Linked DNA regions of Homo sapiens: all the other regions are linked to region 1. The links are chromatin loops, found by intact Hi-C in ENCODE. Cell type or tissue: IMR-90. All regions are shown on one strand.

What was found. Hi-C counts contacts between places; a loop is a spot of excess contacts. Peaks named below come from ENCODE experiments on the same cell type or tissue, not always from the same donor. Only the 100,000 strongest peaks of a DNase experiment are listed, where the experiment ranks them.
Region 2: it touches region 1 in a loop (8-fold over the local background); 23 of 110 quality-filtered maps call a loop at or near these places.
Region 3: a loop joins it to region 1, with 4 times the contacts of the local background. A loop is called at or near these places in 12 of 110 quality-filtered maps.

Annotation. Positions count from the first base shown.
Region 1 is chr6:149,022,378-149,030,377 of GRCh38, forward strand. All of the region lies in intron 7 of UST (uronyl 2-sulfotransferase), which reads left to right. UST-AS2 (UST antisense RNA 2) reads right to left here. Exons shown (of 2, transcript NR_134599.1): 2 at 4,852-5,403. Among named protein-coding and RNA genes, the nearest start is that of UST-AS2, 6.3 kb to the right of the region's middle. In IMR-90, CTCF peaks have their summits at 4,304 and 6,662 (motif pointing right); DNase peaks (open chromatin) are centred at 4,334 and 6,664; H3K27ac peaks cover 148 bases.
Region 2 is chr6:148,573,909-148,581,908 of GRCh38, forward strand. No RefSeq gene overlaps it. Among named protein-coding and RNA genes, the nearest start is that of UST, 170 kb to the right of the region's middle. In IMR-90, a CTCF peak has its summit at 4,445; DNase peaks (open chromatin) are centred at 4,143 and 4,443.
Region 3 is chr6:148,554,949-148,562,948 of GRCh38, forward strand. No RefSeq gene overlaps it. Among named protein-coding and RNA genes, the nearest start is that of UST, 190 kb to the right of the region's middle. RefSeq lists a silencer at 4,899-5,078. In IMR-90, a CTCF peak has its summit at 4,995 (motif pointing right); a DNase peak (open chromatin) is centred at 4,993; H3K4me3 peaks cover 300 bases.

The DNA.
Region 1 (8,000 bases):
TCACCTGACGTCAGGAGTTCGAGACCAGCCTGGCCAACACGGAGAAACCCTGTCTCTACTAAAAATACAACAATTAGCCAGGTGTGTTGGTGGGAGCCTGTAATTCCAGCTACTCGGGAGGCTGAGGCAGGAGAATCGCTTGAACCTGGGAGGTGGAGGTTGCAGTGAGCCAAGATCGCGCCACTGCACTCCAGCCTAGGCGACAAGAGCGAAACTTCATCTCAAAAAAAAGAAAGAAAGAAAGAAGGAAGCAGCAGATGAAAGCTCCCCAAATGCAGTCTGCTGCCTCACATTCCACAGGGTTCCCGAACCCCACCTGCATCACTGGTAGGTCCCAAGGCCCAGGGAAACTGGTCTTTGCCCAGAGAGCCCTGGATCCCGTTGCACAAGGTCAAGGTGGCCCTACCACCATCAGGGACTTGCTGAAGGAAGGTGGATAGTTGGTGGAGGCTGCCTTAGCCTCCCAGCTCTCATTAGAGTTCAAATCCCATTTACCTGAGTGGGGTTGTGAAACTAGGATTTCCTTTGTCTTTTCAACAACAAGCCATTTAAAGAGTTTATAGAATTTTAATGTAAAGAGTTTGATGTGACTGATTTTTATTTCTAGAAGACAACATAAACTCCGTTCTTTGTGCAAGGAGAGGTCTTATCCTAAATTAGACTCCTTTGAAGAAGAAAGGTTTATGTTAATCATTTTCTCCTTTTGGCTTTATCTTGTTCTATGGTGTGTGTGTGTGTGTGTGTGTGTGTGTGTGTGTGTGTGTGTGTGTGTGGTGTGGTGTGGTGTGTGGTGTGTGTGTGTCTAATACACAGTCTGAGATAAAGGGCAAACTAAATCCTGGTGACACATAAGATGAACACTCTCCATAAAAGATATTATGGCTTCCAACTTTGTTACTGTCTGCTCAGTCATTTGCTCTGAGAGAGATCAGCTGCTATGGATGAAGAGAGGTTCACATAGTGAGGAACTGAGACCTCAGACCAAGAGCCACGTGTGTGAGCCATCTTGGGAGCAGCTACTATGACCCCAGTCAAGCCTTCAGATAACTGCAGCCCCAACCAACATGTTAATGGCTGTCTCATGAGAGATCCCAAGCCAGGACCACCCAACTAAGCTACCCCTGAATTTCTGACCCTCAGAGCCAGTGTACGAAATAAATGTATGTGTTTTTATTTTATTAATATTGTTTATTTTAATGAGCACTCTCTTGTCCCAGCATTTGGGAGGAGGAGCCAACGTGAGAGTCCTCTTCCAGTTACATCACCATCCATCCTGAGGTCTGGAACACACACCATTCACAGGATGCAAAACCCAGCACAGGGGTTGTGGACCTGAGAACCTAGATGAGGGTATTTTTATCTTCATGCTTTTGAATACAGATAAACCACCTATAAAAAGCTTAGCCCAGAGGACCCACTTAGTGGCTCTTGTCGTGGTATATCATATTGACTTCCTATTTTCTCCATTTAAATATGTGTCTTCTCAGAAATTATGGGCCTTTATTCCGTGATCTGAAAGTTCGTTAATTCAAGGAGAAAAGATTTCTGAAAACCAAGTTACTATTAACTCTTTTACCTTCAGCCATGATCTTTCCACCTATAAATTAAAGATTATTTTTCCCTCAGAGTTTGGCATAGTAAATATCTCAAAGAGAATAAAGGACATCTGGTTTTCCTGTGTAGTGGGATGAAAGGTTTCCATAAGCCAGGCCACTTGGCCAGTCCACGTGGTCCAGCTGGACTAGCGGTTAAAACAGTGAAACACTTCTATACGGCCTTCAGGGTGCACCTGCCAGCCTGGCTGCCCGTCCTTGTTACCCCCGCCTTTTCCAACAGTGATGTAACGGAAGGACTAATTCATGGCACAAGAGGGATCTTCAGGACCCCGGGCCAGTGTCACACTCAGTGACTGTTCTGAGTTCAGTTCTTGAGTGGAGCTGGTTGTCAAATACTTTAAATATCACCCTAGCATAACTCTCTCAGCTGCCACACATTATATGCCCAATAAAATGAACCTTTGAGTTGTTGCTTCAGTAACTTCTACTGTGTTTTGTGTTCTCTTGGGCATCTTCTTGTGATATGTTTCTATGGTAACATTGAAGACCAAGCTAGTCCACAGTTCCTCTATCCCAACAAGTTTCCGTGTCCCCTGAGGCAGAGGACAAGAGATCAACACACACTCCTGGCCAGTTTCTCAATATATTTTAGCCTCAGGGAAGACTTAGCACCCATATTGTTTTCTCATCACCACAACTGAGTTGGTGTCAAGTAGGTTAAAGAAAGAATAGCTGCAAGTTTCTAGTTACTTCACCATCTCATCTTTGTATTTTTAGTCTAAGTTCATGTCTTAGGGCATACTAAAATCATTACTCTTTCCCTTTATTGAAGAGTTTGATAACTGAGTAGATTAGAGAACAGAGAGAAGAAAAGCTAAAATCTAAGATACTGATTTAAGGGATCTAGTGACCCTTAACTCATTGTAGATTAACTAACCATCTGAAGAGCTGAATTAAGATGCAAAAACACCACTGGCCATTTTTCTTTGGTGTTTGTCCTGTTATTGAAAAACAAAAACAAAAAAAAAAATAGGAGTTTGCTGACTTCTGGTAACTCCTCTCTAGCAATACTAAAAATATGTATACCAGTCTCATTACAGAAGAAAAAACACTAATAGCAATGACTCTTTGGAGAGCTAGTAAAAATCGTAATGTCTGTTAGTCATATGGGTTGTCACTTATTTCAGATTGAAATGATATTCATTGATTCTTTCAAATCAATACTACCTGTCCCAATAACTCACCATTTAGACAGGTTAATAACCTTTCTCAATAACAGCGTAACTGTCTTTTCTTCTGTTCCTTTCTTGTAGAAATATATGCTGACATCAAGTAAATTTGTCTCCTACCAAAAATATTGGAGAAACTTAGCCTTTAGAACTTTTTTTAAACAGTCATTTTATGTTAATATTTGCATTTTATGGAGACAGAATAGAGTATCTCAGAAGCTTAGGATAGTAAGTACTTGAGATGAAATAAAAATTAGAGTTTTAGCAAGATGGATAACCAAGAGAATATGCTTGGTATTTCTTCCAGCCGGTGCGCAGCTGCTGATATTAGGACAAGTACTGTGGAGTGGGCATTCAGAAAACACTGCTCAATCCTGACCATGAGTTTGAATTAGGGAGCACCAAGGCCCCAGCAGGTTTACTCGGTAGAAGCAACCTCACTGGTTGAACATATACATAATTATTACATATGATCACATATGTCATCTTATACATAATTATTTTTTATTGATTAATCCTTATTATGTTTGTTTATTACTTATCACCTTTTAAAAATGAGAAACTGAGGCCAGGTATAGTGACTTGCACCTGTAATCCTACCATTTTGGGAAGCCAAGGCAGACAGATCACTTGAGGCTAGGAGTTTGAGACTAGCCTGAGCAACATAGCAAAAGCTCGTCTCTACTAAAAATACAAAAAAAAAAGTCCAGGCGTGGTGGCTCACACCTGTAATCCCAGCACTTTGGGAGGCCAAGGTGGGTGGATCACGAGGTCAGGAGTTCAAGACCAGCCTGGCCAACATAGTGAAACCCCATCTCTACTAAAAATACAAAAAATCAACTGGGCATGGTGGCAGGTGCCTGTAATCCCAGCTACTCTGGAGGCTGAGACAGGAGAATTGCTTGAACCTGGGAGGCAGAGGTTGCAGTGAGCAGAGATTGCACCACTGCACTCCAGCCTAGGTGACAGTGTGAGACTCCATCTAAAAAAAAAAAAAAAAAAAACAGGCCTGATGGCATGTGCCTGTGGTCCCAGCTACTGGGCAGGCTGAAGTGGGAGGATCACCTGAGCCTTGGGGAGGTCGAGGCTGCAGTGAGCTATGATGATCGCACCCATTGCACTCTAGCCTAGGTGACAGAGCAAGACCTTGTTTCAAAAATAAAATAAAAGTAAAAATGAGAAACTGAAGCCAGCCCAGAGAAGTTGAGAGAATGATCCATAGTCATCCACAAAAATGTGTAAGTAAGGGGCAAGACTCACATATTTCTGAGCAGTGAATATTAATGTATTTCTGAACACTTTTTCTCCTTAACTCTTAAAGACATGCTGTGAGCCATCAGTATTTTTCTAGTCATAATTTTTAGGAGCTAAAATCTCAGTGGTGGTAAGGGCCAAAATAAATAAGCACATGAAAGACAAGGAACATGTGAATATGTGTAATAGGAACAGTCATATGAGCATCCCTCTATAAACCCTTGACTTGGCAAATAACCGAGCTGTTCTGGTTCAATAGCGCCACCTAGCATCCAGACATAGAACTCTATGACCTAATATTAACCCATTACCTTCTCCCTTCCTAGCGACTTGAAAACTCATGTGTCCAATCCTTTTACTTTGTGTTTTAAATACTTTCCATGACTAGCACTACATTAGTATTCATTTTCAACACGTTTCCATTACAAATGTAAACACTGGAGCCACAGTAGGGAATTTACTAGACTTTTGTGGGCTGCCTTAAGAATATGGTCACCAACTATTACAAAGGAAAAATATGTAACAAATTCCAAACGAGTGACTTAAATCCTAACTTTGAGGATTTAAGTTCATTTATAAGCTAAGTGCTTTGTTTGGAATATTTATACTTAAATAGTTTTATAAACAATCACAGAGTACACATTTAAATATTATGCTTTTTTTTTTTACTATGCATGAATGATAAATTAGACCTCCCATTAGAAGGATGGTAGTGTGCTCACTGATTTCATTGACGTTGCAGTTTTCAATTTTGAGGATATTTGCTAGAAAATGATAACAAATATGTAGAAGAAAACTTTTAAATACTATGCTACAGAAATAATTCAAATTTTAATCCATCAATAAAAATATCAGCCTGAGTTCTATACTAAATAATAAAAGCTTGGCCTATTTATAATAAAGAACAGTTATTCTTTAAGGAAAGGACATTGAGTTGGGAGTTAGGAGGAACTTCTAGTTCTTTGTCTGCCATGGGTCTGCCCATATGACCAGGGGCAAATCCAGTTTTCAAGTGGATGGTCTTTAAGATCTTATTATTCTAATACCAGTGTATCATGTAGAATGTTTTAAGGCTGCTTGTTCTGTCTTTTGTTACTTAGCACAATTATGGGGTGCTTTTACCCCCTCAAAAATATTCCTAGGCAGTCCCCATTGCCTTAGTAATCCTCAAGTTTAGTTGTGGGGGTGGTCTCCACCTCTTCGTGTCCTCTAGGACAGGATGAAATCCTAGCTGGAGAGTTCCTCCTTCAGAATGTGTTCTTCCCTGGAGCTGCTGATGCTCAAGTGATCAAGACAGGGGTCCCAACTCCAACTCTCTGGTCACAATTTCCATCCCTCTCTCTTCATAACACACACACACACACCTGTGGAGAAGACAGTATGTCATAATGCAGTCAAATGCTCTACCACTGAGTTATCCCCCCATCTTTTTTTTTTTTTTTTTGAGACAGAGTTTCACTTTTGTTGTCCAGGCTGGAATGCAATGGCACGATCTCGGCTCACTGCAACCTCTGCCTCCTGGGTTCAGGCCATTCTCCTGCCTCAGCTTCCCAAGCAGCTGGGATTACAGGCTCCCACTACCATGCCCAGCTAATTTTTGTATTTTTGGTAGAGACGGGATTTCACCATGTTCATCAGGCTGGTCTTGAACTCCTGACCTCAGGTGAGCCACCTGCCTCGGCCTCCGAAAGTGCTGGGATTACTGGCGTGATCCACCGCGCCCGGCCTAGTATGTCATAATGATTAGAGCACAGGCTCTGAGATAGATAGCCCGCATGCTAGACCCCCTCCTCCACTTAACTGCATAACCAGAGGCAAGGTATAGCCCCTCTAAGCCTCAGTTTCCCCATCTGGATAAGATGCATAAATAATCTTATGTACTTCATAGGTTCTTGTGAGTCTTGCATGATCAATCCATGTAGAGTCCTTAGCCCAGCCTTACTATATGGTGAGTGTTCAGTAATTAGCCTGCCCACCAAGCCCATCACAGGAGAGACAGGGCTGTCCCTGAGAGAAACTGGACTGGAGGTTCTCTTTGTAACTTCTAGGTGAAAGAAAGAGGAAAAAATTGGAAGGAACAAATGAAGGAAATGATTATCCTTGACCTGTTTCACCAGTTACAGCTGATACATTACAAGGAAATCTCATGCCTTTAAGAAACAATATTTCTGTATTACTGACTTGGGCAGAGAGGAACGAACAATTATATTCCAGTCAATAGCCTGTTCCAGAAACAATTGCAAGGAATAAGTTAAGTGGAAATATTACTACAGTGACATGCTAAGGGGCTGGAAGACACACATAATCCAAGTTAATGAGGTTTTTATGCCTGAACTCTTACCAGAAATATTAGGGAGCTAAGACTTTTCACTAAATGAAACCCACTGTTGAGACGTTATTGGGGCCAACTACCCTTAACTTATGCTGAATATTGAATTTTGCTGACTGTTATATTCCATGTTATTTAATAGACATAGAATGATAATAGAGTTTTTTTAAGTAAGATTCCTAAGATTCAGCTCTTGAAAAACTGTTTTCCATGTGCAGAATTACGTACTTCAGAACACTAAATTAATGAATTAATAACCTTTGTCCAGCAGGTGGCGATGTCTCTCCATTTTCTCAAGAAAGTGCACTAGGTTCCCTAATAGACTTTGCTCTGCAGACGGGAGTTTACATAACGCTTGAACACAGATGTACAATTATGTCCAATTTGAGGCCTAAAAATGAGATTTTTGGATATGAAAAGGATTCCAAGTCCAATTGATTGCAGTAGTTCAAACTGCACTTTATGAAAGCCAGTGGAGACTAGGGGAAGAGGGTGGAGTTTTGCAATCAAATAAGTTTATGTGAGTTAAAAGTATATACATGTATATCTAAATTATATATAAAGTATATGTAATATATAATGTATATATTGTACGTTATATATTATATATAAATTATATGTAATATATAATGTATATATTGTATGTTATATATTATATATAAAATATATACATTATATTGTATACATTATATTATATTATATTATATATACATTATATATTATATATATAATGTATATATAATATATAATGTATATATTATATAGATACACCACTAACTCTGGCTTTAGTTTTAAAAACTAACATTTTAGAAAGCCTGAATTAAACAAATTCTCTCTTTCATTTTTAATTTCCATTTTTATTTTCCACTTCTATTGCTTCTGTGCTGCAGCAAAACTCAAAAATATTCTGGAAACTCCCAAGTATACAATGATGGTTAGGAGGAATTCAGATTAGCTATTTTTAGAAGGCAATTAAGTTGTTTTTAAAAACTCAGTTTTCATTGATGAAAACAGGACTCCAATTTGCTATTGGTTCATTTACCATCGATATTCTCTATAAAGATTTTTTTTTCACCAGCCATGTCCCAGGCTCAGATCCTAATAATGTCAGCACTGGATCTTGTGTGTGTGTGTGTGTGTGTGTGTGTGTGTGTGTGTGTGTGTGGTGTGTGCACCTACCCATGTTCAAACAACTAGACTCCTTATTATATAGCACTCATACATGATGCAATCATCTTAAGATCACAAAATCAGTAAGTTTCTAAGTCATAATTACTTGTATAACAATATGCAGTTATAAAACACTTTCATATAGATGATCTCATTTGATTCTTACACAAATCCCCTGAAGTTGAGGAAGACAATTTTTTTTTCTCATTTTCTAAACAAGGAAACCAAGGCTCAAAGAGGCTGAACAACTTGCTCACAGTCTCGCCAAGTCCTAAGGGACAGCACTGACATTCACGCTTCTGTCCCCAGGCCCATCACAAAACATAAATCTGTGATTCCTCTAAAACTCTTCTTTATATTTAATCATTAATTCAGAAGTTAGTGAGTACTAAGCATTCATAGTATGTATTGCCATTAAAGGCAAGAGCTTAAAAATAAAATCTAGGCTGGGCACTGTGGCTT
Region 2 (8,000 bases), 450 kb before region 1:
AACAATAATGAAAATAAATTGTTTTACTTTATTAACGGTACCAAAAGCCCTTGATGTATTACCAAATAAAAATGCCATTTTTTCTTGACAGGGCTCTAATTATATATGGATGCATTGTTTCTGAAAATCTTGATTTACATTTTGTGATTCTGTGATCAAGGGTTTATTTGTGTGCTTGGTTTTAATGGCATTAGGGGCGGAAGTTGATCCTTCACAAAGATGCAAATAGAAGCGCACCATTGGCTGGGCTTCCTACATTATGATCACAAGCACTTAGCAGGGCCGAATGGTGCCTGAGGGCAATACAGTGATATCCTATGTCCCTAGACTCGCCAAGAAATGAATAAATACACATAAAATTAGGGTGCATTCATGTGTTCAATGTTCATCCAATCTAATGGTATTAACTCAGTGCGAAGTGGAAATTAAAACTTCTCTGGTGGATGTCTTTGCATCTCCCAAATAGATTGACAAATGCGGACATATGAACCTTTGTACTCCCTTAGCCATTGAATATTCTGCTTCACTTCCACAGAGTAAGCAAGTTGTTGGAAGAAGCAGGCAGGTACTGCAGTGCCCCTCATGGCCTCACCTCTGCAGTTATGCATCATCACCTTCCCCGTATTGAATGCACCACCCAGGGCAGCCCTGGCTCAGTATGGGAGGGGTCTGAGCAAGGCACAGACATCCAGGATTGAGGATCTTTGGGGGCCATGGGAGGCTGACTACCACAGGAAGCTCCTGATGAAGGTGCCAGAAAAATGGGAGAATAGGCTGAGGGCAAAGAAAATGTAAGAAACTGCCATTGTGATTCAAATAAAAAATATTTCCTGGAGGACATTTGAATGAATTTGGTCAATAGCTGGCTTTCCTTAGTGATAATTTCAAATCACCCTTATTCCTTTATCCTACAGATATGCTTCAAAAACGAGATACTAGAACAACAAGCAGGCTTCTGCCTGAATTATCACTTTGAGTTTGATGCAAATGTGTTTGCTTAATGCATGCATAGGTATAACATTCTTAAATAGAAAACAAACTGCATAAAATTTTAAGGTAAAGCAAAAGAACTCAAGGAAATGACTCCCTTGCTCCACCCTGGCCAAAGCTCCATTTTTCCTTCAGAGACCTCAGTGGCCCATGCTCCCTCCCTTCTGACTCAGGGACATTTTGCAAAATGCTGAGAAGCAGAGCATGGAGATTGGCCCTTTAAAGACACACCTTGCAATCCAGAGTGGGGTATGAAAGGCAGTTCACTAGAATGAAGGGTAAAAATAGAGAACGTCTGTGCATATTTAATCTTTATATTAAAAATAAACAAATTGTGACTAATGTTATATGTAGGGGCCACCACTGACACTATCATTAGGTCAGTTGCCTCATGTCACTGCCAACCCCAAGGAAAGAGTTCCACAACATCGCAGGGCAGGGGGTGACAGTGTCCCTCATTCATTTGTTCTCTGGTGAGTTTCCAAGGCATTGTTGTTTCTATGTGACCACGGAAGTGGTTTTCAAGATCATATTGCCGAATTTCACTGAAAGGATCCTCATGGAATAGACAAGTCAACACTCATCATGCAAGCCCAATGAACAACCAACCAGAAAGTGACACCATGGACAAGTGGTCCCAGAGTGATTTGTCAACTCTATAATGATATGGTAGAAAAAAAACCGTTTATATTTTATAAGAAGTTGGTCCAAAGAATTCAAAATTATCAAGAAAAGACTCAAAATAGGCACTCAGATCCATTTTCTGAAACAAAGAACCTTAACCTAGGTGTATAGGGTGCCTTGAGAAATTGGCAATTGGCTGTGTAAAGCTTCCTGGAAAAGCAAGACATTTTCAAATTGAGTATCTAGAATATGAAAATAGACCTTTATAATCGGTATAATGAACGAGATGACATTTATTTCTAGATTTCTAAATAGTATACTTACAGAACTATTTTTGTTAACTGGAACATTATCTATTGATTTTCTGTTATGCTAGATGGAAATTTAGTACTTCTCTATTCCCTACCCTTCTTCCTTTCTTTCCAATCCCATGGTAGTTATATCCCACTTTTAGCCAAAGCAATAAAGGTACAGGTAATTGACGTTAGTAGGTTCCTGTAAATAACATTGATTGCAAAACCTAAGTAATACACTATTATCATGTTTTCATTCTTGCAAAATGTTTTGTTTTCCTGAAATTATCATGGTTTTCCTTTCTATATACTGAGACTTAATTTTTTTTCTGCTTTGGATTATTTAGCTATCAATGGATTTTTGTAAATGCTGAAGAATATCAGATGGTCTATCATTTTATTATTGTTTATATTTCTCTAAAGACCCCCCTGTAGTGCCCATTCTCCACATACAGTCTAAACCATTTGCTTTCTGGGCTGCTATATAGTGTTATGCTGTATTATCCTAGGCTGATTGCAGAACTAGATGGAAAAGTGGGTTGGAGCAAGACAGTTAAGAGGTTGGTTTGCCACAAAGAGTTTGGATTCCTTTAAGTCACTGGAGAACCATAAGAAGTGATAAGATGAAAGTAGTGTTTGACAGTGTCATTGTACCAGAGTAACTGTGGGTCAAGGAGGCTGTGTCTATCCTGAATTTCATGGTTTCAGGCTGCTTTTACCTACACACTGTTCTTCCTTAGAACTGCCATACATACATTTAAGCTATACAAGCAATAATATAGAGTAACTAAGCAAAGGCTGATCCTGAATCTAACTCTTAGGCACTTACAGTGGGAGGAAAACAATCTCTGATAAAAAGTAATGGATAAGGAATCTTCAATGTCACAGAAATTCAAAGTTCACATCAATGTAAATGTCTAAATTTCTTCATACACGTAACACTTTTCAACACTCCATGTCAGGACAGGCATTATTTAAAATGTCAACTTTGGACCAGGTACAGTGGCGCACACCTGTAATCCCAGCACTTTGGAGGGCTGAGGCGGGTGCATAATTTGAGCTTCATTTTGAAAACAGCCTGGAAAACATAGTGAGACCTCATCTCTACAAAAAAATTAATAAATTAGCCAAGCATGGTGGCGTGTGCCTGTAGTCCCAGCTACTCGGCAGGCTGAGGTGGGAGGATTACTTAAGCCCAGCAAGTGGAGGCTGCAGTGAGCTGTGATCGCACCACTGTACTCCAGCCTGGGCAACAGAGTGAGACCCTGGGCAACAGGGTGAGATTCAGAAAAATAAAAGTAAAATGTAAAGTATAAAGTCTGAAATAAAGCTGATCAGGACCATTCAAAAGACTACTGAGACAACTTGAATTTTACAGGCAAGAGATAGCTGGAGAAAATTTGTTCTGATGGCCACATCACAGCAGGCAGAACCAGAAGAGCCACCCATGCCACTCTTTGGCCCCCTCAATCTACTTTTGTCCTCTTCTATGTTTTTTTCCATGTATATTACTAAAGCTATATTATTGTAAATGCCATAATGTCTTATATACTTTATAATTTTCCAATGCTTTCACAAAAATCCTATTAAGCCTTTTGACAGCATATTTGGTAGACAGATAGGGTCAGCTATGTAATTCCCGTTTTTGCAGGAAAGGAAGCTGGGACTAAAAGAGGCTTAATGGCTCGCTAAGAATTCCATCTGGTTGGCAGCTTCAACAGCTTGGAGGAGTGGAGTCTTTAACCATAGACAGTTTTATATTTGTCCCCCAAAACTCCTTGTCTTTCTTTCCCATTTCACCCCCAGTTCTTTTGTTCCCTCTCTTCTTGAACACATCTATACAATGATCTATATTGTTATAGAAGAAATCTGTTGTTTTTGATATTTATGAAGTTTGTTTTCTGTTGTTATTCATTTTAAACAAACAATATTTTAATAATTATGAAGATTGATACATATAATCATTTAATATTTTAATTAATTTAAACAGAAATTAAGATAGATCATAATTTATATTTTAAACATATGTAATATTTAATAATTTTAATCAAATGATTTTAAATAATTAATAATTTAAAATAATAATTTTTAAAGTAAAGTTATTTTTTTCCTTAATAAGCTCATTCTTTTTATGTGTATATGGTTCTTAACTTTCTTCCCCCAACTCTGCCCTGAGATTCATGTGGTTATTGGTGAGGGGAATTCCCACTCCTGAAGCAAAGTCTAAATGTGTGCCCTTGGACCTCTTGCTCACACGTTCAGCTTTGTGATTCAGAAAACCTGGTACTCATCATTCTGAATGTATACAAGAATTTAGAAATTCAGGCTGGGCATGGGTTACCTACTTCCCCAAAAGATTCTTTGAATCTACAAAAGCATTTCCCACTGAATTTGTATACATATCAAGCTAATTGTATTTTTAATTCAATTCAATTCAGTTGTCATCAATGCAACTTAAGAAAATCACATTTTCTGGGTTCTGGTTTATTCCAGCAGCCTGTGCGGAGCTATGAAGCCTGACCACACAGTGGTGCTGACGCCCTTCAAGTGACACGGGGCAGCTCCACAGCGCTGCTCCTGGGGACAGTGTGAAGGAGGCAGCGGCCCTCCAAGCAGCAAGGAGTTCTGTGGAAATGAGGCAGCGACTTTGTTTGAGCTCTGCCTGCCTTAGGGAAGAATGAGGACGTCACCTCATGATGAAGACAGTCCCAGCAGTAATCCATCACCATGTCACCTTCATCTGTTTTGGTTAATGTTTGTTGAGATCCAGGGCATCAGCCCTCCCAACTCACAAGTAAAGAATATCTGTACATGCATAGAAAAGCGTCCTGAGTGGTGGCTGCCGGACTCCGATTTGACACAGACAATTCTCTGTAGGTGACTGTGCCATGTGGACCTAATCCTGAGTCATAGATTGTCTACCTGGGGTCAATTTGGCCCATGCACATGTTTTGTTTCACTTGTAGTGTTAACGTTTTGTAAACATTAAGTATCAACATTTTAGAATGAAGAGTCCGGTGTTTCCATTTCTATTGAAAAATAGGTAAATCTGGCAAGAGCCACCCCAAATTTTTGCAGGGCAGCTGTGAGGCTGGACTGGACATGTGCTCTTCAGTTTCTGTGGACCCCACTGGCCAGCCTGGCATATTCAGGTCCTGCTTTGACACCACAGGATTAGAGTAAGTGGCTCTTGTCCCAACGTCTTCCCTTAGGGACCTAGTCCCCTTCTCAGCCCAGGCTGTGTGCTTTGGTCTGCCTTGGAGCACCTGTATGTGTGCTTTTTGGGGGAGGAGTTCAACCACTTCTCTATGATTTGCTTATCCTTTTAGTAAAAATAAATTGTATTTGGTATATTTGAGGTTTACAACATGATGTTATGAGACATGTATAGATAGTATAGTGGTTACTTTCCACTGATATACATATGCCACATTTTCTTTATCCATTTATCCTCCAGTGGACACTTAAGTTGTTTCCATCTCTTAATTATGATGAATAATGCTGCAATTAACATGGGAGTGTAGATATCTTTACAAGGCGGTGATTTCATCTCTTTTTTGGTATATCCCCAGAAGAGGAACTGCTGGATCATGTCATAGTTTTATTTTTAATGTTTTTAGGAACTTCCATGCTGTTTTTTTTATAATGTTCCAATCTTCATTCCCACCAGCAATGTACGACGGTTTTCTTTTCTCCACACTCCCATCAACATTTGTTGTCTCTCATCTATTTGATAACAGCCACCCTAACAGGTGTGAGGCATTATCTCATAGTGGTTTTAATTTGCATTTCCCTGATTGTGATGTTGAGCACTTTTTCATATACATGTTGGCCATTTTTATGTCTTCTTTGGAGAAAATTCTGTTCAAGTCCTTTGCCCATTTTTAATTGGATTATTTGTTTTTCTCCTATTGAGTTGTAAGAGTTCCTTATACATTTTGGGCATTAACCCCTTATTAGATATGTGGTTGGCAAATATTTTTTCCCAGTCTGTAGGTTGCCTTTTCATTTTGCTGGTTTTTTCCTTTGTTGTGCAGGAGCCTTTTAGTTTGATGTAGTCCCATTTATTTATTTATTTTTGCTTTAGTAGCCTGAGCTTTTGGTGTAATATTTAACAAATCATGGGAGGCCGAGGCGGGCGGATCACGAGGTCAGGAGATCAAGACCATCCTGGCTAACACGGTGAAACCCCATCTCTACTAAAAAAGTACAAAAAATTAGCTGGGCGTGGTGGCGGGCGCCTGTAGTCCCAGCTACTCGGGAGGCTGAAGCAGAAGAATGGCGTGAACCCGGGAGGTGGAGCTTGCAGTGAGCCAAGATCCCACCACTGCACTCCAGCCTGGGCAACAGTGCAAGACTCCATCTCAAAAAAAAAAAAAAAAAATCATTTCCAAAACCAATGTCTAGGAGCTTGTCTCCTACATTTTTTTCTAAAAAGTTTATGGTTTCAGGTCTTACATGCAGGTATTTTATATGTTTTGAGTTAATTTGTATGTATGGTGTAAGATAAAGTCCCAATTTTATTTATTTGCATGTAGAAATCCAGTTTCCTTAGCACCATTTATTGAAGAGGCAAATATCCTCTTGGTGCCCTTGTGGAAAATTAGTAGACCATATATGTTGGATTGATTTCTGGCCTCCCTATTCTGTTCCACTGGTCTGTGTGTCTGTTTTTATGCCAGCACGATTAATATTTATCCTTAAGTCCTCACTTCCTTCTGGCAACTTCCTGAATGATGCAGGCTCTTAAAAACCATTTGTACTGTGCTTGGTTTTTATCCCCTAGTCCTTTGACATAGCTTGTAACCCTCCACGTGTGGTTCCCTGACTAAGCCAGGGAGCTCACTCCTCAAACTTGATAAGATCATCAAGGACACGCATACCTCATTTTATTGCTCTCTGCTTTGTTGCACTTCACACATACTACATTTTTCACGAATTGAAGGCTTGGGGCAACCCTGCATCCAGCAAGTCTATTGGCACCATTTTTCCAACAGCATGTTCTCACTTCATGTCTTCGTGTCACATTTGAAGAATTCTCACAGATTTCTTTTTTTTTTTTTGGTGGGGGGGGAGGATCGTACTTAAAATTTTTTTCCCCAACTATTATTTTAAGTTCAGGTGTACATTTGCAGGATGTGCAGGTTTGTTACACAGGTAAATGTGTGCCATGGTGGTTTGCTGCCCAGATCATCCCATTGTTACTGGTGGAAGGTATCCGAATTACCAGAGGTGAATCCGTATGGGTCTGCAGCAACCTCAATTCTTGCCTCCTCAGAAGAAAGAATTAGACAGAGAGGCATAAGGCAGAAAAAGAGACCAAGGCGAGTTTCAGAACAAGAGCGGAAGTTTATTTTAAAAGGCTTTAGAACAGGAAAGAAAGAAAGAAAACTATGCTTGGAAGAGACCCAAGTGGGCACTCAGATCAAGTGCTCTGTTTAACCTTGATCCTAGGACTTTCCAGGCTGGCCCCTTTCCCATGATTCTTCCCTTAGGGTGGGCTGCCAGCATGCACAGTGCCCTCCTTACCGTTGGGAGGAGAGCACGTACAGTGTGGTTAGGAAGTTGTACGCATGACCATCTGAGACTTTCTTCCCTTTGCTGGCGGTATGCCCTCGGAAGGTCATACTCCACCATTTTGTCTTAATGCATGTGCTGGGAAGTTGTTTCTCCCTGGCATATGAATCCAATTAGCACTTTAGTTGGGCAGGTGTTGACCATCAGGAAATGGCTCCTTCCTGGCACTGGCTTCCAATTCATTGCTTTTAGAAAGGCAATGTGATAACTGCCAAACCATCACTCGACATTCCCAGTGGGTGGAAAAGAGCCCTCTCCTGATCCACTCATGCCTAACTACCAGAAATACCATCACCTAGGTATTAAGCCCAGCATCCATTAGCAATTCTTCCTGATGCTCTTCCTCCTCCCACCTCACACCCTCTGACAAGCTCCAGTTGTGTTTTGTTCCTCACCATGTATCCATGTGTTCTCATCATTCAGCTCCCACTTATAAGTGAGAACATGAAATACTTGGTTTTCTGTTCCTGCATTAGTTTGCTGAGGATAATGGCTTCCAATTCCATTCACGTCCCT
Region 3 (8,000 bases), 470 kb before region 1:
TTCGCAACCTACTCATCTGACAAAGGGCTAATATCCAGAATCTACAATGAACTCAAACAAATTTACAAGAAAAAAAAAACAACCCCATCAAAAAGTGGGCGAAGGACATGAACAGACACTTCTCAAAAGAAGACATTTATGCAGCCAAAAAACATGAAAAAATGCTCGCCATCACTGGCTGTCAGAGAAATGCACATCAAAACCACAATGAGATATCATCTCACACCAGTTAGAATGGCAATCATTAAAAAGTCAGGAAACAACAGGTGCTGGAGAGGATGTGGAGAAATAGGAACACTTTTACACTGTTGGTGGGACTGTAAACTGGTTCAACCATTGTGGAAGTCAGTGTGGCGATTCCTCAGGGATCTAGAATAGAAATACCATTTGACCCAGCCATCCCATTACTGGGTATATACCCAAAGGACTATAAATCATGCTACTATAAAGACACATGCACACACATGTTTATTGCGGCACTATTCACAATAGCAAAGACTTGGAGCCAACCCAAATGTCCAACAATGATAGACTGGATTAAGAAAATGTGGCACATATACACCATGGAATACTATGCAGCCATAAAAAATGATGAGTTCATGCCCTTTGTAGGGACATGGATGAAATTGGAAATCATCATTCTCAGTAAACTATTGCAAGAACAAAAAACCAAACACTGCACATTCTCACTCATAGGTGGGAATTGAACGATGAGAACACATGGACACAGGAAGGAGAACATCACACTCTGGGGACTGTTGTGGGGTGGGGGGAGGGGGGAGGGATAGCATTAGGAGATATACCTAATGCTAGATGACGAGTTAGTGGGTGCAGCACACCAGCATGGCACATGTATACATATGTAACTAACCTGCACATTGTGCACATGTACCCTAAAACTTAAAGTATAATAATAATAAAAGAAAATAAATAAATAAATAAATAAATAAATTAAAAAGTCTTGGAAATAACAAGAAAATAATTAAGGAATATCCTCTGTGTCTCCAGACTCCTGATCCACCTGGCCCTCAGCCTGACTGAGTCTCTTCCCACTTCATAGAACAATGGAAATCATCCATTGGGCCTCACTTGCAAACTCCCCAGCATCCTCTTCTCATCTTTCCTCATGGCTCCTGCCATGACCAGGGAAGTGTTTCTCCATTCATCTAACCCTACTTGAGCTCAGGATGCTGTCCCAGGACTCCCAGCCCCTCATTCACTCCCTCACTTCTCTGTACTTTCCCCTGGGCACGTGCTTGTGGCAGGCGGTGCTGTGCTCTTCAGGCCAGCCCGTAGTCCTCTATTTTGATATTTGCACTCTCCCTTGGGGAAGACTGCACTCCCACATCTCAAGTTGTTCCTGCCACCACTTTCCTGTCATGAGTCCCCATCCTCCTCCAAGCGAGCACAACGCACGCCAGGCTAGAACAGTGTTCACCATTCTTTCCTTTGAAAAACTCTCTCTCAAACTCACATTTTCCTTGTCTAGATAATCCAGTCTCTTGCTTTTCACAGCCAAATATCTTGAATTATGTTTCTGTCCATTGTCTCTTCTTCCTTATCCTTCATATATCCGTCAGCCCACTGCTCCCTGGATGCAACTAAGGCCACGGACGGAAGTAACATTGCTAAATCCAGTGCGACCTCCCCGGCTTCCACTTCCTTGTCTTCTCTGCAGCATTGCGTGGGGCTGCCCTTTGCCCCCACTTCCCATTCTTGATCTTCCCCGCTCCCCTCTGCCCTCTCCCATCTCAACAGCCACTGCCTCTCAGCACCCTTGGCAGCCTCTTTCTCTGCCCACCCTTTGAATGTTCAGGGGCCTCAGACTTCCATCCCAGGGCCTCTTCTCACCCTTGGTGATCTCTCTGTGGTTGACTTTTCATCTCCAAGAGTTAGCTTAGAGTAAAAGAAGCAATCCCAGAAATTCGTCACTTAAGAAGAAATGTAGCGCTTCTATCTAAGAGGATGCTGATTACAATGAGAACAACCCTCATGGTAAGATGCTGCCCCAGCTATTTGCTTGTTAGACTACCCATGCATCCTCAAGCACCAGCTCAATTTTGGTCATTGTTACAATGTCCCTGAGCTGGGTTTAGTATCTGGTCTCTAGAATAATTCCAAAGAAGGAAAATCAGAGGCTGTATTCTGCTGTGCAGGCAACATATTATTCTATAATTTCTGGTATTTTGGACCACCTTCTAGTCTTGGGGAATCAGTTCTATAGTTTCCGTGGCACCCAAAATGTCCTCTAGATCTTTACTTGTCAGTCCGAGTATGCAACACAAATTGTCCTCCAATGGGTAGAAAGCAAGGAAAGCGTGGTGAGAGCAGCTATTTACTGGGCAAATCACTATACTGAGTGCCTGAGGCAGTTTATACGCTTTATTCATTCAATGAACACTAAGTGGACATTCATTCTCATCCCTGTTTGACCAGTGTAGAGTCCATGAGCACAGGGACTTTGCTTATTTTTTCAATCCCAGTACCTGGTACAGTGCCTGACACATGAGGAGCTGAAAATATAAATATTGAATAACAAGGTTCAGAGAAGTTAAGACATTGTTTCAGGCTGACATAGACAGTAAGTAACAGGACTGAGATTTGAGCACAAATCCGCCTGACTCTAGAACCCACGTTCTTTATAGGATGAAAATTATCTCTAGCAACAACTGTCCCCTGAATCTCCTGAACTTTGCACATTCACTTCTCTCTCTTCACAAACAGATGTCTTAAAGTTTATCAACATGTCCCAAATGAAATATCTGGCCCCCCTGCAGATCTCTGCCCCACCCATGTCAATTTCCCCTCTCAATAACAGCTTCCAGTTACTTCGTTCAGACTTAATCATCCTTTACTTCTTTTTCCTTTCACATTCTGCATTCAACCTGTTGGGAAATCCTGTGGTCTCTGCTTTCAAAGTCTCTCCAGAATCTGACCATTCCTCACCGTCTCCACTACTACCAAACCAGCCCAAGCCACAGCCACCACCCTCGCCTCGATGCTCACTGTGGTTTCCTGCTTTTCCTGCCCCCATCTCCGCCCACCCTTGTGATCTACAGTAGCTCATACAGTAGCCTGGGTGACCTTGTTAAGGGCTGAACACTTGAATCTCCCCCAAGTTCGTATGTTGAAGCCCCAGCCTCCAGTGTGATGGTATTTGGAGGTGGGGCCTGTGGGAGATTATTAGATTTGGATGAGGTCACACAGGCGGAGCTGCATGATGGGATTAGTGCCCTTATGGGAAGAGGAAGAAGACACCAGGCATTACTTTCTCTCTCTACCATGTGAAGACACAGTGGGCAGGTGGCCAGCCGTGTGCAAGCCAGAAAGAGGACCCTCACCAGACTTTTTCTTTTTTTTTATGTTGTTGTTTTTGAGATGGAGGCCTTTTTGATTTTTTTTTTCTGAGATGGAGTCTCGCTCTGTCACCAGGCTAGAGTGCAATGGCGTGATCTCGGCACACTGCAACTTCCACCTCCTGGGTTCAAGTGATTTTCCTGCCTCAGCCTCCCGAGTAGCTGGGAGTACAGGCACGTGCCACCACACCCAGCTAATTTTTGTATTTTTAGTAGAGATGGGGTTTCACTATATTGGCCAGGCTGGTCTCGAACTCCTGACCTAGTGATCCACCTGCCTCAGCCTCCCAAAGTGCTGGGGTTACAGGCGTGAGTCACAGCGCCCAGCCTCCTCACCGGACTTTCTTGGACTTTCTAGCCTCCAGAGCTGTGAGGAAATGTTTGCTGTGTAAGTTACCCAGTCTATGGCATTTTGTTATGTATGGCAGCCCGAGCAGGCTAAGACAGACCTGTGAAAACATCAGGCAGATCGTGCCGCTCCTCTGCTCAAAACCTCCAATGGCCCCGTTTCTTTCAGAGTCAAAGGCAAATCCTTTGCGGTGGCCCAGCAGGTTCTGTGTAACCATCTCTTGTGACCTCCTAGCCTCCCCAGCCATCGCTACTCTTCAGCCACTCTGATTCAGCCACACAGGCTTTCTCCTTGGTCCGCAAGTTTAACGGACCGCTCTCACCTCGGGCCTCTGCAGGCTTCCTTCTGCCTGGAAGTCTCTTCTTCAGAAAGACCCTGTGGTTTTCTCATGCCCTTCTACAGGTCTTTGCTCAAAGGACACTTTTCAGAGTCCTGGCCTGATTCCGTCATCTGAAACTGCCTCTCCCTCAGCCTTTCCCTGGGCTACCACTCTCGAGTCCCACACCTGTGCCAGTTTCCACCTGGCGTTCATTCTCACCTTCTAACACACTGTGTCATCTTTAGGTTTATTGCTTAGTACCTTTCTCCCTTGCTACAATTTAACATCCGGGAACGCACAGGTTTGCTCCCTGGTGAACCTGAACCCTCTCCACTTGACACGTGGTATTTGCTGAATGAATGACTATTCCAGAATGACTAGCCCTTGGATCCTAAATGCAAACGCTGAAGAGGCTCTATTTTAACCCTCTTCTTTCCTAGGTTAGGAGACGGAGACCCAGAGGGGTGACACGAGGGGCTGAGGTCCATACGCGGATGGCTAGTGACAAGGTAAATAGACAAAGAGGCGGCTCCTCTCTGCGTATCCAAGGCTTAACTTTGACTTAACTTTGACCCACAGATTATTACCTTAAACCTGCTGGAGTGACCAGTTCTCAGGACTGGAAGTTGTGGAAATGACTATCAAGGGTGGTTTTGTGAACGTGTAGCTCATCACCGAAATCCACACGGAGTTTCCCTACTTTTAATGTCGGGTCACCTTCACATGTGCAGGTGCTAAATGTATCCATCCTCACATTGGGCACTACCAGGAACAGAAACATCTAATTTATTGTCTGTGGAAAATACAAAAATTGTTTCATAAAAAAAGAGAAAAACCTACAATTTTGGATTTCTTATGGATTTCCAAGTCAAAAAACAGTGGCTTAGAAAGAAATCAGGGCCCAGAGCCGGTTTCAGGTTTCGGCCTCCGTCTTGCCGAGCGAGCCGCTGCTGCAGTGCGTGGCCGCCAGAGGGCACTGCTTCGCCAGGCTGGAGGCCGAGCCAGCTCGCCGGGAGGCGCTGGTGGGAGGCGCGGGAGCCCCCGGGAGGAGCGCGTCCACGCCGCGCGGTGCGGAGCCGAGCCGCAGCCCCGAAACCGAGTGCGGCGGCAGCAGGGCCGGCAGGACCGCCACGACTCACCAAGTGAGCAGCGAGACCTGGAGTCCTGTAACCAAAACACCTATTAAAACTCCCAGGAGAGCGATGATGGGTGACCGATGGAACTCCTGGCTGCTTTCATGACCGGAGCTGGGCGGCCGCCTCGGTGTCCTGCACCTGCTGGGGTGCAGCGTCCACGTGTCTGTGTGTGCGCAGGCGCCCTCTTGCCTACTGCGGGAGCAAGCTGGGGGAAGCCGGATTAGGTCACTCCAAGGCCCTAAACTTTAGATGTCAAGCAATGGTGAGGGAACACCAGCCGCATTTTTTGTCTGAACATTTATTTGCTCATGGCCCAGAATAGCCTAGCAGTATAAGAGCAGCTGCCATCACTCAGTCCTGATGTGTAGTGAACGTACACACTCCTGAGAGCAGTTACCCTTCACAGGATGCCTGTGCACCGAACACCGAGATCCCCACTTTATAGCTGAAGGAACTGCAGCCACGAAGGTCGCAGGGAGAAGAGATGAGATTTGACCTTGTGTTATTTTATTCTGATGCCCTTTGGCTTAACAACTACTGAATAACTCCCTGGTTCTCAGCAGAACCCGTGAGAGATGTATAATTCGAGATTTTTTGCACGGAATTGGCTTAATTGCGAGGTGTGACGAGGCAAGTCTGAAATCCATAGGGCAGGCTGATCATCAGGAAGGACAGGCTGGAACTCACAGACACCAGCTGATGCTGCTGTCCACCATGACATTTCTTCTTCATCAAGGACGCCTCAGCTTTGCTTCTAAGGCCTTCTGATGCATTGAATCAGGCCCATCTGGATTGTCTAGGACAGGGGTCCCCAGCCCCTGGGCCACAGACTGGTACCAGTCCATGGCCTGTTAGGATCTGATTGCCTGTGAGATCAGTGGCATTGGATTCTCACAGGATCGCAAACCCTACTGTGAACTACACATGCAAGGGATCTAGGCTTCAGGCTCCTTATGAGAATCTAATGCCTGATGATCTGTCCTTGCCTCCCATCACCCCCAGAAGGGACCATCTAGTTGCAGGAAGACAAGCTCAGGGCTCCCACTGATTCTACATTATGGTGAGTATGTAATAATAATAGAAAGAAAGATGCACAATAAATGAAACATGCTTGAATCATCCTGAAACCATCCCCTCGCACCCCACCCCATCTACGGAAAAATTTTCTTGCATGGAACTGGTGACCAGTGCCAAAACGGTTGGGGACTGCTGGTCTAGGATACTCTCCCTTACTTAAAGTCAACTGATTTGGGGTTTTAATTTCATCTACAAAATACCTTCATAGAAACACCTAAGTTTGTGTTTCATTGAATAACTGGGGAGAGTAGAACACCATTATACCTGGGAAGCTTTGCAAAGGAGGCTGCCCGGGGCCTACTGCAGACCAATTGAATCTGAACTTCAGGGAATGAAGTCTGGACATTCATGAGTTTTTGCAAGTTCCACAAGTTATTCTGATGCATAGTAAGGGTTAAAAACTATGAGTATCTTCAGTGAAGGAGTTCCTGGGGCCTTGAAATTTACATTGAGCCACCAGCACTTGGTCCACTGTGCTGGGATCACAGGAGAAAAGACAGCGCCCAGCCTGGAGGTGGTGTGCTCTGGAGTTGTGCTTGCTCTGTGACCCCAGGCAGGTCCTTTCACTGCTCAGCCTCATTGTCATTATTTGTGCACATAGCAGGTGCCGGGAAAAGACCTGCCTGCCCCACTGACCTTTCTGCGAAAGCCACCCCTCTGCTGTCTGATGGCAGAATCTCTGCTTTGTTTGGCCTCATTATTTCCAGTCCCAGGACATGAATCGTAATTGGCTCAAACCAGTGGCAGCTGTGTCGGCCCCTCCCTCCCAAGCCCCCTTTGCCAGCTTCCCTTGCAGCCATTAGTGGCCACAGGACCCAACTGTATCCAATAAGGCACAGGCGGAGGGTGATATTTTCCTCACTCATAGAAGATTCTCCTGCCACCTCCCAGGCAACAGTAAAGATGAGGGTAGGGCAGCAGCCACATGGACCACATCAATGACTCAAGCCCACCCAACAGGGAGGAAAATCAGAAACTAGTCACAGCTTGTGTCCTCAATGCCACTTTGGAGCCAGGGCATTGTTTTCCTCCTTCAATTATAAAGTATTTGCAAGAATGCCTGCCCTGATTGGCAGTAGTCAAGGCAGGGAAAGGGAGAGAAAGATTCTGTAGCTGTTTCATTTCAGAGCTTTGGAATGTGTGGAGCTAACAGGGGTTTTGGAGAGGGAAGATTCAGAACTCAATGATCTAGCTGAACGTGGATTCCCCTGGCTCTAGTGCCTCCACATAGAGAAAAACCTCTTATTTACCACAGGCTCCTTCAGTAAATAACGATTCATCCTGAATATCTCAATGTCCCCTCAATGTCTCCTGAATATCGCATGGTGACTCCTATTTCATCCGTGCTTGAATTTTCTTCCTATCCTAGAGTCCTCCCCACATTCTTCTTTCTCTGTCTGTCTGAATTTTATCATCTGAAGTCAAGCCTCCTTCAGCAAGACTCAAGTAACTCCAGTCAACACCACCCCTTCCTGACAGCCCAGAATGCCCTTAGTTAAGGCATCGGATCTCAGAATCACAGAAGATCCCGGAGGAAGGGGACCCATCTAGCAGTTTAAACCTGCAAAGCATATCATTTCTTCCTTTGCCTTTTCCTAAACCATCAAGTCCTAACAAATCAATGTAAAACCACATTTGAAAGTGACACAGATTGGCTGAAATTCTGTTGGAGGACATGTTGCTATCTCTCATACATGCTCCTGTTTAATTAAATATGTCATTAGTCTAAAGGTCCTGTAATAGAGGTAAGAGAATGCTGAGAA